2 separate regions of the Homo sapiens genome follow, and region 1 is linked to region 2. Evidence: chromatin contacts called from ENCODE POLR2A ChIA-PET data. All regions are on one chromosome and are shown on one strand. The core of a region is the stretch at or near the end of the contact, and the rest is flanking DNA. Distances in the headings are between cores, read along the strand shown. Region 1 overlaps POC1A (POC1 centriolar protein A). Region 2 holds the start of PCBP4 (poly(rC) binding protein 4).

What was found. ChIA-PET counts read pairs that join two places held with the same protein, here RNA polymerase II (POLR2A).
Region 1: POLR2A ChIA-PET joins it to region 2 with 12 read pairs in activated T-cell. The contact joins the enhancer-like site here to the promoter of PCBP4 in region 2. POLR2A ChIA-PET finds 5 or more read pairs at or near these places in 4 of 52 experiments (HEK293, OCI-LY7, RWPE1 and 1 more).

Annotation. Positions count from the first base shown.
Region 1 is chr3:52,074,589-52,080,161 of GRCh38, reverse strand. POC1A (POC1 centriolar protein A) reads left to right here. Exons shown (of 11, transcript NM_015426.5): 11 at 4,177-4,936. The coding sequence ends at 4,275. Among named protein-coding and RNA genes, the nearest start is that of LINC00696, 12 kb to the right of the region's middle. RefSeq lists an enhancer at 860-1,779. Within about 2 kb of position 2,528, at least 5 of the 41 ENCODE cell types and tissues checked have a DNase peak (open chromatin) inside an H3K27ac peak, as active enhancers do.
Region 2 is chr3:51,963,241-51,968,952 of GRCh38, reverse strand. It overlaps PCBP4 (poly(rC) binding protein 4), which reads left to right and starts at 1,499. Exons shown (of 14, transcript NM_001174100.2): 1 at 1,499-1,627. ABHD14B (abhydrolase domain containing 14B) reads left to right here. Exons shown (of 4, transcript NM_001146314.2): 4 at 1-438. RefSeq lists enhancers at 1-404, 405-968, 2,095-2,656, 2,657-3,220 and silencers at 930-1,009, 1,040-1,319, 1,330-1,439, 1,540-1,809.

The sequences.
Region 1 (5,573 bases), core at 1,279-3,778, 110 kb before region 2:
CTTAATCTCACTGTGCCTCAGTTTCTTCATCTGTAAAATGGGGATGATAAAAGCTCCCACGCTGAAGGTTTGTTGAAGTTTTTGGCACACACGAGCGTCCCGTGAAAGTCAGCTGCCAAGAGAAGCCCACAGAGCAGAGGGTCAATGATCAGGGTGAACCGCCCTGAGCCCAGTCCCAGGACCTCCTGCTGGTCCCCCTCATGTTTAAGCTCCACACCCCAATTACATGGAGGACTTAAGAATGTTCCCAGGGTAGCACCAGGTCCAAGGAAAGGGAATGAGCTGCCTGGTTTCTCCAAGGTCAGCAGACAGAAGGGGCCGCACTGTGGAAGAGTTGGACCCCAGCAAGAGGGAGTTCTGGGAGATGGGCCATCTTTCCTGGCCACTTTGCCCAGGCTGCCCCTCTAGCAGCCAGAGCCCTGGACTCCTCAACCCCTTCGTCAGTTTCCCTTTACCCTGCCCCAAAGCCAGAAGCCATGGACGCTTGTGTCAGGCAAAGCAGTTTCCCTTGTTGACACCTGGCACCTGACACAGCCTGTACCTCTTTGGGGACCTTCTGAGGGGCTAGGACCAGACCTCTGGCCCCTGCTCCCCTGTACAGAGCACAGGGTGAGAGGCAGTGTGATCAAGGAACTGTTTGGAAGGTCAGCGCTCATTTTTCCTTGAATAAATGAAAGTCGTGGCTTCCAGGCCATGGAGTGTGGACCCGGGGAGGCCGCAGAGGTATTTGCCTGCAGAGCGCTCCTCCTCACCCTCCAGGGCAGGTGTGGCCTTGTCTCCAGCCTGGTGAGGACAGGCGCTGGTAGCAGGATAATTCCCGGGCTGGACGGAGCATGAGGCGACGAGAGCAGCCTGCTTGGCTGGGCCCCGCTGGGAGTTGGGCCACTAGGCAGCAGGTGGAAATGGCAGTGGCCTGTGTACACCGAGGTAGCATGTATTTTCTGAACCCTCGTATGGGTATGTGGGGATGTGCTTACTTTTTGTTGTGAACCGACAGGTAAAGATCATATACATTCTGAACAAGGCCACGTGATATGGCTCCAAACCAGTCTGTGCCAGGGGTACTCCCCACACACCCCTTCTGCCACCTCAGATGCTCTCCTGCCCTCCTCCCACAGCTCCCGTGCAGCTGGGGAAGCACGGTGGCACTGTGATGGCCTGTCCTGGCTGCTCTGGGCCTGTGGCCCAGACAGACTCCCTGCAGGTGGCCTGCCAGCCCTCCTGCCTGTGTGTGCCACCAGCCCTGAGTGTGTCTCCACTTTGCCACTTGGATGCCCAGTGGGGCATTTCCATCATGGGGGAACCCCTTCCTTCCCCTTGTAGAGGGAAGGCACACCAGCAGCATTTCAGATTTCCATGTTTCAGCCGGGCGCAGGGGCTCACGCCTGTAATCCCAACATTTTGGGAGGCTGAGCCGGGCGGATCACGAGGTCAGGAGATCGAGACCACGGTGAAACCCCGTCTATACTAAAAATACAAAAATATTAGCTGGGCGCAGTGGCGGGTGCCTGTAGTCCCAGCTACTCGGGAGGCTGAGGCAGGAGAATGGCATGAACCCGGGAGGCGGAGCTTGTCGTGAGCCGAGATCGCGCCACTGCACTTCAGCCGGGTCGACAGAACGAGACTCAGTCTTAAAAAAAAAAAAAAAAAAAAAAAAAGAGATTTCCATGTTTCACTGTCTATGAGGAGTCACCATTTTCTGTGAAAATGAGGTCCTATGCTTTATTAAGAAAATTTGATTTTTAAGAAAAATATAAAAATTTTTAAGAAAGTAGGATTTTTTTTTTTTAACTACATGGAGCAAAGAGTGCCAGACAGCATTCTAATGTACAGAAATCCAAAAAGCATCCTGCTCTCCCAGGCCTTCTCCTGGCTCAGAGTGGGGGCAGCTGGGATCACGTGTGCTGGGAAGGGCCTGGTTGGACTTCTTTCTCCCTGATGGTGGCCACCACGAGGCACCTTGGCAGAGAAGGAACAGGGGAAGCTGAGACCAAACACAGAGATGACACAGCTCCTCTGAAGCTAGGCTGGAGGGGGAGAAACTGCCTTGAGGGGTGTTGGGCCTCATAAAAGCCTGTTTGTCTACTGTGCTGTGAAGTGATCCTCAAAGCTCTCAGAGGAAGGCCTCAACGGGGTGGCACCCTTCATGCAGGGGGCTGGTTGTGAAACAGGTGATGCTTCTCTTTTCAAATAATTTAGACACATTTAGTGGTCACATTCCTACTGAGCTGAAGTATGGGCCCCCTATGGAACTAAGTGGAGTCCCTTGTATTGACGTTGGCCCAGCACCTCACCCACGTTTTCTGGGCCCACTATCTCCACGTTTGCAAATTGGGTTCCTGTGAAAAGTTTCAAGAAAAAAAAAAAGGCAGAAGAGGAAAAACAGGCTCCTCTGCTGCGGCCTTGAGTTTGGGGCCATCGGAAAAAGTCTGGATGAAGAATGATTTTGGCCCTATGAGTTTCACAGCAGCCAGTGGAAACTTCCAGGAATGCTGCCCCGGGCCAGCCAGGGGCTGTTTCCGCTGCCACTTTTACGAGCTGCAGACCCCCTCCCCGGCTGGCTGGCCAGCACAGGGGGAATGTGATGGTCTCTTTCAGCTCAGCTCTGCCTCTTAGGGTGCAGTTTGTGTTCCATGGGCAGCAATTTTTCCAGGCTCTGTCCAGTGACAGAGGGTTCAGAGCCCTCACAGCCCTGATTGGCCCATTTAGAAGGGGCCAGCCACCAGGCGGAGCACCCTCCATGGCAGCTAATGTCTGTGCCGGACGCTGCAAGAATTTATAGCAGCCTTAAAGGGGGAGACTCCCTTCTAAAATGTTTCAATGTTTTATTAAATGTATGAAAGAAAGTTTCCTTTCCACTGGACCAAGGCCCAGGACTTCATGGAGCCCCAGGGAAGGGGGCAAAACCTCTTGGGAAAGCACACGGGTGAGGTTAATCTGACCCTCCTGATGCCTATGGGCTGCACAGTACCGGAGTCAAGGCTGCCATACTCACATGGGCTCATCCATTGGCCAGCAGGGGCCTGGCATACAGTAAGGCACTCAGCCAACCCTAAAGAGGGAAGTGAAATGATGCCAAAGGCGTCATGGCCAGCATGGTCCAACCCGCGCAAGTGATGAGTGGGGCAGGCTTGCTCTGGTCCAGCCCCTCTTTGGGGAGCATGCAGGCTCCCAGACAGTGCTGCCCCTCTGCTGACACTCTATCCAAAGCCAGAGGAGGAGGGCAGCTTTTCCCAGCCTGTCTGGGAGCTATGTCTGCAAGACTGGCCCTGGCCCATGAAGCACATGCAGCTCCAGCAGCTGGGGGCCTTTGGCAGGCCAGGCAGCCAGGTCCGCAGGTGAGCCATTGTGCTGGGTGTGTAAGAGAGGCCAGGAGAGCAAGGGCCCAGCTTCAGGAAGGCAGCATGATCTGCCTGACAAGCACTCTGACAAGCATGGTCAGAGTGAGCAACTGCTGGGCTGCTGAGTTACCTAGGCCATGAGCTTGGTTGTCTTTCGCACTGGGCGAAGGAGGAGAAAGTGGGCTCAGAGAGATGAAGTTGTCATGGCCTGTGATTGCCCTGGGCTGAAGTCCCACATGACATATCCTATAGTAGTATTCGTTGGACTTGGACAGGCAGAGACCCTCCTGGGATCAGGGGACTCACCTCCCTGCCTTTGTCCCCTGCCAGCCTGGGAGGCTCTTCCAGGTGTGAGGGGAAGGACCCAAGTGGAGTGCCATCATTTGTGGGTGCAATTTTCTCACCTCTGGAGTGGAGGTGGTTGATGGTCTCCAGTTGTTTATGGACAGTGCCTGGCTCAGACAAGGAAACTGGTTTTGCTGCAGAACTCCAATATAAATGCCAGGCCACCAGGGTGGGGGGTTCCTGACCCCTTGGTTCTCTTGAGAAATGACCAAAGGCTATGGGACCTGCCATCTAGTTTCCCTCACTGTGTCCCCACCCCCTGCCCACAAACATTATAGATCAGCCATCCAGAGCCAGGAGAAGCAGACATAAAGGCAAGGGCTATCCCAATAGCACCAGAGACAAGGGGCCTGGCAGAACCCCTGGGTGGAAAGAGCCAGCTGGCATTTGGGCAGTGGCTGAGGCAGCCAAGTGGGGACTGGCCAAGGGGGTCCCTAGAGCAGCCTGGCGGCCCTTCTGTGTTCTGACCCAACCACTGTTTATTTTGCAGACAGTCTCCATTCTGGAGCAGCGGTTGACACTGACAGAAGACAAGCTGAAGCAGTGTCTGGAGAACCAGCAGCTAATCATGCAGAGAGCAACACCATGATCAGGGGAGCAGGAATCAGGAGCTCGGTGGATTTGCAGGTGGCAGGCCAGGGATTTGTACCATGGGACTTGGGTAAATAAAGGGGACTGAACTCTGTGGGAATCACATCCATACTGGAGCCCTGGATTTTTGCAGTTCTGCCCTCCACCTTGCTATCTGCACCAGGAGGCTCTCCACCTGGCAGCCAGAGGTCCCCAGTGGGCCGGGCTCACACACAAATGATGCTTCAGACCCGAATGAGAGGACCACATTTTGCTTAATGTAAAGGAGCCACTTGAAAATGTCTGCTCCTTCGGGGTCCTGAGATTGTGGCTCCCCCTCTGGAGGAGGTGGCTCCACGATGCCTTGATTTTCACTCATCATTTGGACATGTGACTGGCTTTTCCTACCTCTGCCATGGTGTAGAAATTGATTGCACATTGATTGGATGAGCCGGGGGTTTTCTCTAAATCTGACTAAAGGCCCAAAGTGGGCCCATCTGAGTCAGGTTTGTTGAGAACAAGCCCTCTCAAGTGGGTGGTGGCTTTTCAGTGGCCCTGATTTCTGTTCCACACGTGTTCACTGGAGCCAGGTGACTTCCTCCTTGCGTGAGTGAGGGCACAGGAATCTCAAAATTAAACCTGACTTCATTGCACTTGTTGCAGGAGTGGCTTATGCTGGATGACACTTAATCAATCTTCCCATCCCCAGGGCCCAAACAGAATGAGAATGGTGACTTGGGACGGCCTCTGCCAGGATTGCCTCTGAGGCCAGGACCCCCCTGTTTGCAGCTGTTCAGGGTGTCGGGGAACAAGGGCAGTCAGAGCCCTTGCATGCACCCACCTCCCTCTGGCTGGCCCCCACTGACTGCTTCTGTTGGGACTCAGAGGCCTCAGGCACCCAAGTTTCCATTTGCTCCTGAGGGCTTCCATAGGGTCCTCCCTCTGCCCCTGTGCTGGGGAAGCCAGGACAAATGTTTTCCCTGTGTCTGTGTGTCGCCCGTGCCTTCCGTCTTCAGCTTCTTGGGGCTCAGCCAGCCAAGGAGGTCTTTATCCTCAAACACACCTGCCCTGCCCTGGGGAATGGGAGGTGGTGTTAGATCGTCCCAGGAGCTGTCAGTACCACGTGGTCAGTGGGTTCACAGCCTCTGCAGCCTCCAGGTGGAAGCAGAGCCTGCATGCCTCAGAGCCTGGACTGACTAGAGGGCAGCTGTGTTGAGTCCTGATGACGGGACGCTTTCTCTGGCCTACACTGGGTGGGGAGGGAGCTGCCTGTTGCCAGCTGTGTGACCTCAACATTGTGACCTAACCTCTCTGAAT
Region 2 (5,712 bases), core at 250-2,749:
CTTGAGGGCAACTGCATAGGTACATCTAACTCTGGACTGGCATGCACATTGTCATGTGCAGCTTTGCATATACACACATGCATACATGAGCCTCCACACAAGCACTTGCACACATGTGGACTCCTAACCATGCTAACCTCACTGGCTGGGAAGGTGGGGACCCCATGGGCCAGCCCTTGCAGGAGGCCCTTTTGCAAGGCTTAGGGTGTGGCCAGCCCTGAAAGCTACTTGGACACAGGTTTCAGCTGGCCCCAGCCCAGAAGTGACCCCCAGAAAGGGAGGGCCACCGCTTTGCCCCCTGCTTTTACCCTTCCTTCTGGGTGCTCTACACCTCAGGTTACCAGGCCTGAGGCATCTCAGCCAAGCTTGTTTCCTGCTCTGAGGCTTGTGGGGTGGGAGCCAGAGTGGAGGTCGGTGAAATAAAGTGATGCAATTAGACCCCACCGGCTCCTGCTTCTAAAGAGCGCCGCCCCTCCCCCACCCCTGGGACCAACACTGTGGGCCCCTCCCCCACCCCGGCGGGACCAGATGGTCCCCCTGCCCTTTGTCCACCAGGCCAGATGGAGAGGAAGGGAGATTGGATTCCCCTCCCCACCCACACATACCCAGGTGCCAAGAGACTCAGCTGTGGGGGGAGGTGGAGGTCAGTGGGACCAGGCTGAGCCGATTATGGAGGAGTGGGGGGGAAGGAATAGTTGCTTCCCCGAGGGCGGGGGGTGCCCAGCGGACTTGAGAACAGTTCATCACCCCCACTAGTATCCCTTCCCCAGTAAAAGACTCAACGGAGCCCGTTCCTTGCGACCCTATCCCCAAAAGGAATTCCGGGGGTAGATTTGGGGTTATCACAGGATCGGGTGCACAGGGCCACACGGCTCTCAGGCCCCTCCTCCAGCCTGTCCTGCGCGGACGAGGGCCGGGCCATGCAGCTGTGGGTGGCCGAGGAGAGCGGGTCTTGGTGGGCGCAAGCCCGAGCGGAGGATGGCGCGCAGCGAGCAGAGCCGGGAGCTAGGCGGGGCGCAGGGTCCCAGCCGGAGCTCGGAGGGACGCGGGCCGGGAGCGAGGCGGAGCCGGGGCTGGCGGGGCCAAGGCGGGGATGGGGGTGCAGGGGGCTCGGCAGAGGCGCCGGGCGGGCGGCCCGGGCCGGAAGGACTGGCCTGGCGGGAGCGGAGGGGCTTGGAGCCGGGCGCAGCGCGGGCGGTGCGGGGAAGGCCGTGGCTGGGGACCGGGCTTCAGGCCGGACGCCCCTACCCCCAACCCGTGGGGCTCTGGGAGTGGCAGGGGAAGGGTCGCCCGAGCCCTCCAGGAAGCGGCCGCCGCTCGGGGCGCACCGCGGCGCGCGGGGCGGGGCGGGCGGCTGCGGCACTGGGGCGGCTGGGGCGGGCCCGCCGCTCTGTAATCGGATCCGGGGAGGGGGCGGGGAGGGGCCGGGCCGGGCGGGCCGGGGGGTGGGGGGGGGGCGCGGAGCCGGGCTCCGGGCCGGCCGGGCTCCGCGCCTGTCAAACCCCTCATTGTTCGCAGCTGATGTCACTCGCAGTTGTGAGCGGCCGCCTCTCCCGGGGACAATGTGGGACTGAGCGGCCCAGCCGCCGTGCCGCCGCCGCCGCCGCCGCAGGACAGCCCCAGCGAGGTAGGGCGCGGGCCGGGCGGGGCACGGCGGGCCGCGAAGTTTGGGGGTTCGCCCGGGGGCAGGGAGCCCGCGCCCAGATCCCTCGGTTGGGGTCGCAGGTTTGTGAGACTGCGAGGAACACGTTCTCTGTCCCACACCGCTGAGGCCTGCACAGGTGGGAGGCGCTGGTCTGCCAGAGGCGCCCTTGGCACCAGGGAGGGGCTTCCTGGACCTTAGATCCCAGATTTGAGGCCCCCATCCCACTCGCTGTTTCTGTCCTTTGCGCCTGCTCCTCTCTCTGACTCCTGCCCTGGGTTCTGGTTCTGCTCCATCTCTGCCCTCACTTGCCACTCCCCTGTAGCTCCTGGCTGGGCACACACTCCTTCCCATCCTCCGCAGTCGTTGGGGGAGCCAGATACAGACCTCCAGGCCAGGGGTGTATGGAGATGACAGCTGGGGGCTCAGAGTGGTCCCTCTTGCCCCATAGCTCTTCAGCCCTTCAGCTCTGACCTAGCTTCTTGGCTGGGGTCCTGGGGGGTGGGGGTGGGAGGCTCTGCTACTCACTTCAGCCTGGCCCTCATGCCTGCCTGGCCAGGAGAGGGAGGTGCCCGCCTCCTCTCTCCCCTATCCCTGGCCCGCCATCTTGAGACCTGTGGCACCCAGTGCCCCACCCGGCCCCAGCACCCAGGGGAGTGGTCTCCAAGGTGATGATGCACCCAGGGCCAGTTGCATTCCTTTCTCCCCACCAAGCCCAGGATGCTCATGTTCGTGCTGAACCAGCAGGACATGTGTCCCCAGGGGCTTGCCTTCCGCCACAAAGGCTCTTACAATCCATGAACTCCCTAGGAGCTGAGCTCCTGCCCTCCCTGTTCCCTGGGTCACCCTCATTGCCTCAGGACCAGTACCTGGGACCCTATTCTTTCCCCATCTGAAAAAATCCCCTGGTCTTCCCAGGTCCTGGAGCCCCCTCAACCTCCAGGGCACCCCCATCCCAGCCCCCACCCCCTAGCCTTCATCAGCATGCAGGCTCAGGCTGCCCAAACACAAGGGGATTGTTCTTCTTGCATGCTCAGGGTGGGGGGCTGGGAGCAGGCAGCCCACACACCCTGGCAGGCCCAGGCCACGAGGAGGCTGGCTTGCCCCACCCTGTGTCCCCAGACAGGCTGTCCACCCTCCCTACTCCCATCACTGCTGCCCCTCCAGCCTCCATCACCATTGCCCAGTGGCGCTGACATCTTGAGGAAAGAGCTCTGAGCTGCACAGGTAGACCCCTGGGTTCTCCAGCTCTGCCAGTTGTCTCCCATGTAGCCTTACAAACATTTCCCTTCCTCTCTGGGCCGCGAGCCCCTCTTGTGATTGGTAAGACCTTTCCAGCTGTGACAGGCTGAGCCCAACTCGACTCTGTGAAACGTACCCCACCCCCCAGCCCTTCTTCCAGTCCCCCTCTTCCATGAGGAGACCCACTCTGCTCCCACCCTCTGAAAACCTAAAGCACAGCCCAAATCCCCCACCCCAGCAGCATACCTAGGGAGCTCCTAGTCCTGGTAAAACGGCAGGAGTAGGGCTGGGGATGCTGAGAAAGGAACCAGGAATCCTGTCCAGGCAGGTCCTACCTCTGCCCATGTGGCTGGCCCTCATGTCTGGGTCTTCTCACTCTACTCTCATTACTCCTCCGGGACCCTCAGCCCCATCTTTGGTTCCAAATGTCCCCAGGCCCCATGAACCTTAACTCTTCTCCCTGCACACTGACCCTGGTCTTGTCTCAAATTTCCTCTTTCTGGAGCTCTGTGTATAGTGGAAAGACAGGCTCAGAAATGCCCAGCGGGGACTTCTTTGAGTTGCAGCAACATCTTTGAGGGGCACAGAGGCCTGAGTGATCACATCTGACTTGGAAGCCTGCGGAGGGCTTCACAGAGGAGGTGGCGTTTGAGAAGGATTTTGACAGAGAGTGGGGAGGATGGGCGTTTTGAGCTGAGGTAAGCCTGGAGAAAGGCCCGAAGGGCTGGAGGTGCTAAGTGTGTTCTGCAGCCTGGCATGTGTGAAGGATGGGGTGGAGATGAGACAAGAGAGACAGGGGCTGGATCATGAAGGTCCTTGATGGCCTGTCTGTGGAGTTCAGGCTTTATTCTTTGGGGACTGGGCAGCCATGGGTGGCTGTTGAGCAGCAGAGTAAGCATACAGTTTTCAGCATGGAGATTGGAAGCTAGAGGCCTTTCTCAATGTAGATGAGAGAGTGAGGGGATGGGTACCATGAGGCTGTGGCCTTTCTCCTGGAGCCCAGCCTGGGCCCGGGCTTGACTTGGTTTCCCTTGGTTCCGAAGACTCCTGGGGGCTGCCTAATGATGGTGTATGGAAGCTGTAGCATTTCTGGCACCTGCCAACTTGTCAGAGCTGCCTTTCCCTTCCTGGCACTTTGTCTATGTGGCAGATCTGAATCAAGAAGCCAGAGGCTGGAACTTGTGGACCCCAGGATGCTCACCTGAGGCTTCCCACTCCCCTCCTCCTCTCCCAACTGTAGATGATTGGCTATCCCGGGAGGCTGGGAGGCCAAGAGGCTGGGCACATGTGTCCAAGATGCTGGGGCAGTTCTTATGAAGGCCTGGCTAGTTAGGAGAGTGAGCATCTCCAGAGAAGGGATTGGGCAGGAGAGTTAGGAGCCCTCGATGCAGACGTGCTGTGGCCCAGGGTCCACCCCCACCACACCCTGCCTCCCTGGATGCTCCGAGCCATTCCCCAGCATCACTGGGTGTGGCTAGCATGGCTGCTTTGGGAGTGGGAATAGGAGAAGGGGGCTGCTAGGTGGGGAGCTGGGGGTGCTGAGAGGATGTGGGGGGATGTGAGATGGAGAGTGAAGCCCAGGTGGGTCCACAGGCCCTAGCTGGTCCAGACATTCTGGCCAGCAGAGCGGAGGGAATCCCCCAAGGGGCGGGCCAGTCTACTTGAATCGCCTGGCCCCAGGAGCCCTCCCCTCCCCCGGATTGTTCTTGCTCCAGAACAAAGGCAGGGTGGACACTTGATCCCTGCATGTGGGGTGAGCTGGCTAAGCCCCCAGCCCTTTGATTGGGCAGCTGTCATGGGAGAGAGACAGCTGGGGGGGAGGGGCAGGAAGGGGGCAGCCACCATCGCTTACACAGCTGTCACCCCCCCGCCTCCTCCAGCCTGAGTGGCAGAAAGCCAGGGACAGGAGGAGTGGGCACTGGGGCTGGGGAGGGGGCCTGGGAGTCAGGAGGGAATGCCCGAGGTCAGAGGCCTGGTGTGAGCTTGGTATGCCCTGCCAGGGAGCCCTGCTGACCAGAGGGGGCTGGGCACCCGCGGAGGTGAGCTGGAGGTCACTGTGGCATGTTGTGTGGCTGCCACGTGGGTGGCCCGGCAAAGACCCAGGGCCCACCCGGCTGGAGCAGCAAATGACTCCCTAGAGCCCCACTGAGGGCAGGGGGAGCCAGTGATGCCTCATGGGGCTGCTCGTTCCTTGGGCCCTAGGAGAATAATTTGGAAGACATGGGTCAGAACCCCTTGTTCTTGCCTAAAGATGGGAAAGACCTTGAGAGTCTCTCAGACCAGGAAGGGCGCAGATAGACCAGCAACTCTCTCCCTACCCCCAGCCCCTAAACACAATACAGGTGGGTTTAGGTCAGGTGAAGACCTGGCCAAAGTTACCCACTGGACTTGGGGCGGTGGGTCTCTGCTGGAGACCCAGGCATCTTTTCATGGCAGAAGCTCTAGTTCTGGCCATGTTCCAGCCCTCCTGCCCCATTTTTCCTGGAGCCACAAGAGGTCATGTGGAGATGGTTTGGGGACAATGTCAGGTCTCCCACTGGTTACCATCCCAAGGGGGTCCTTGAACCCCAGAAAATTTTGGAACTTAAGACCGAGGCTCTGGACAAGTTGTCAGTCCTTTCCAAATAGGATCCCTGTCTTCTAGCTAGGCAAAGGTCTCAGAGACGACTGAAGCCCAATCCCCACTTTCGAAGGAGCCCGCCCTCCAGGAAGAGGACTAACAGATCCAGACAGGAGCAGCCTGAAAGGGGAGGCAGATGGGGCTTTGGATAGCCTCACACTAGCAATGCTAGTCCCACTGTGTCCCACCTCTCTGTGACCTTGGGCAG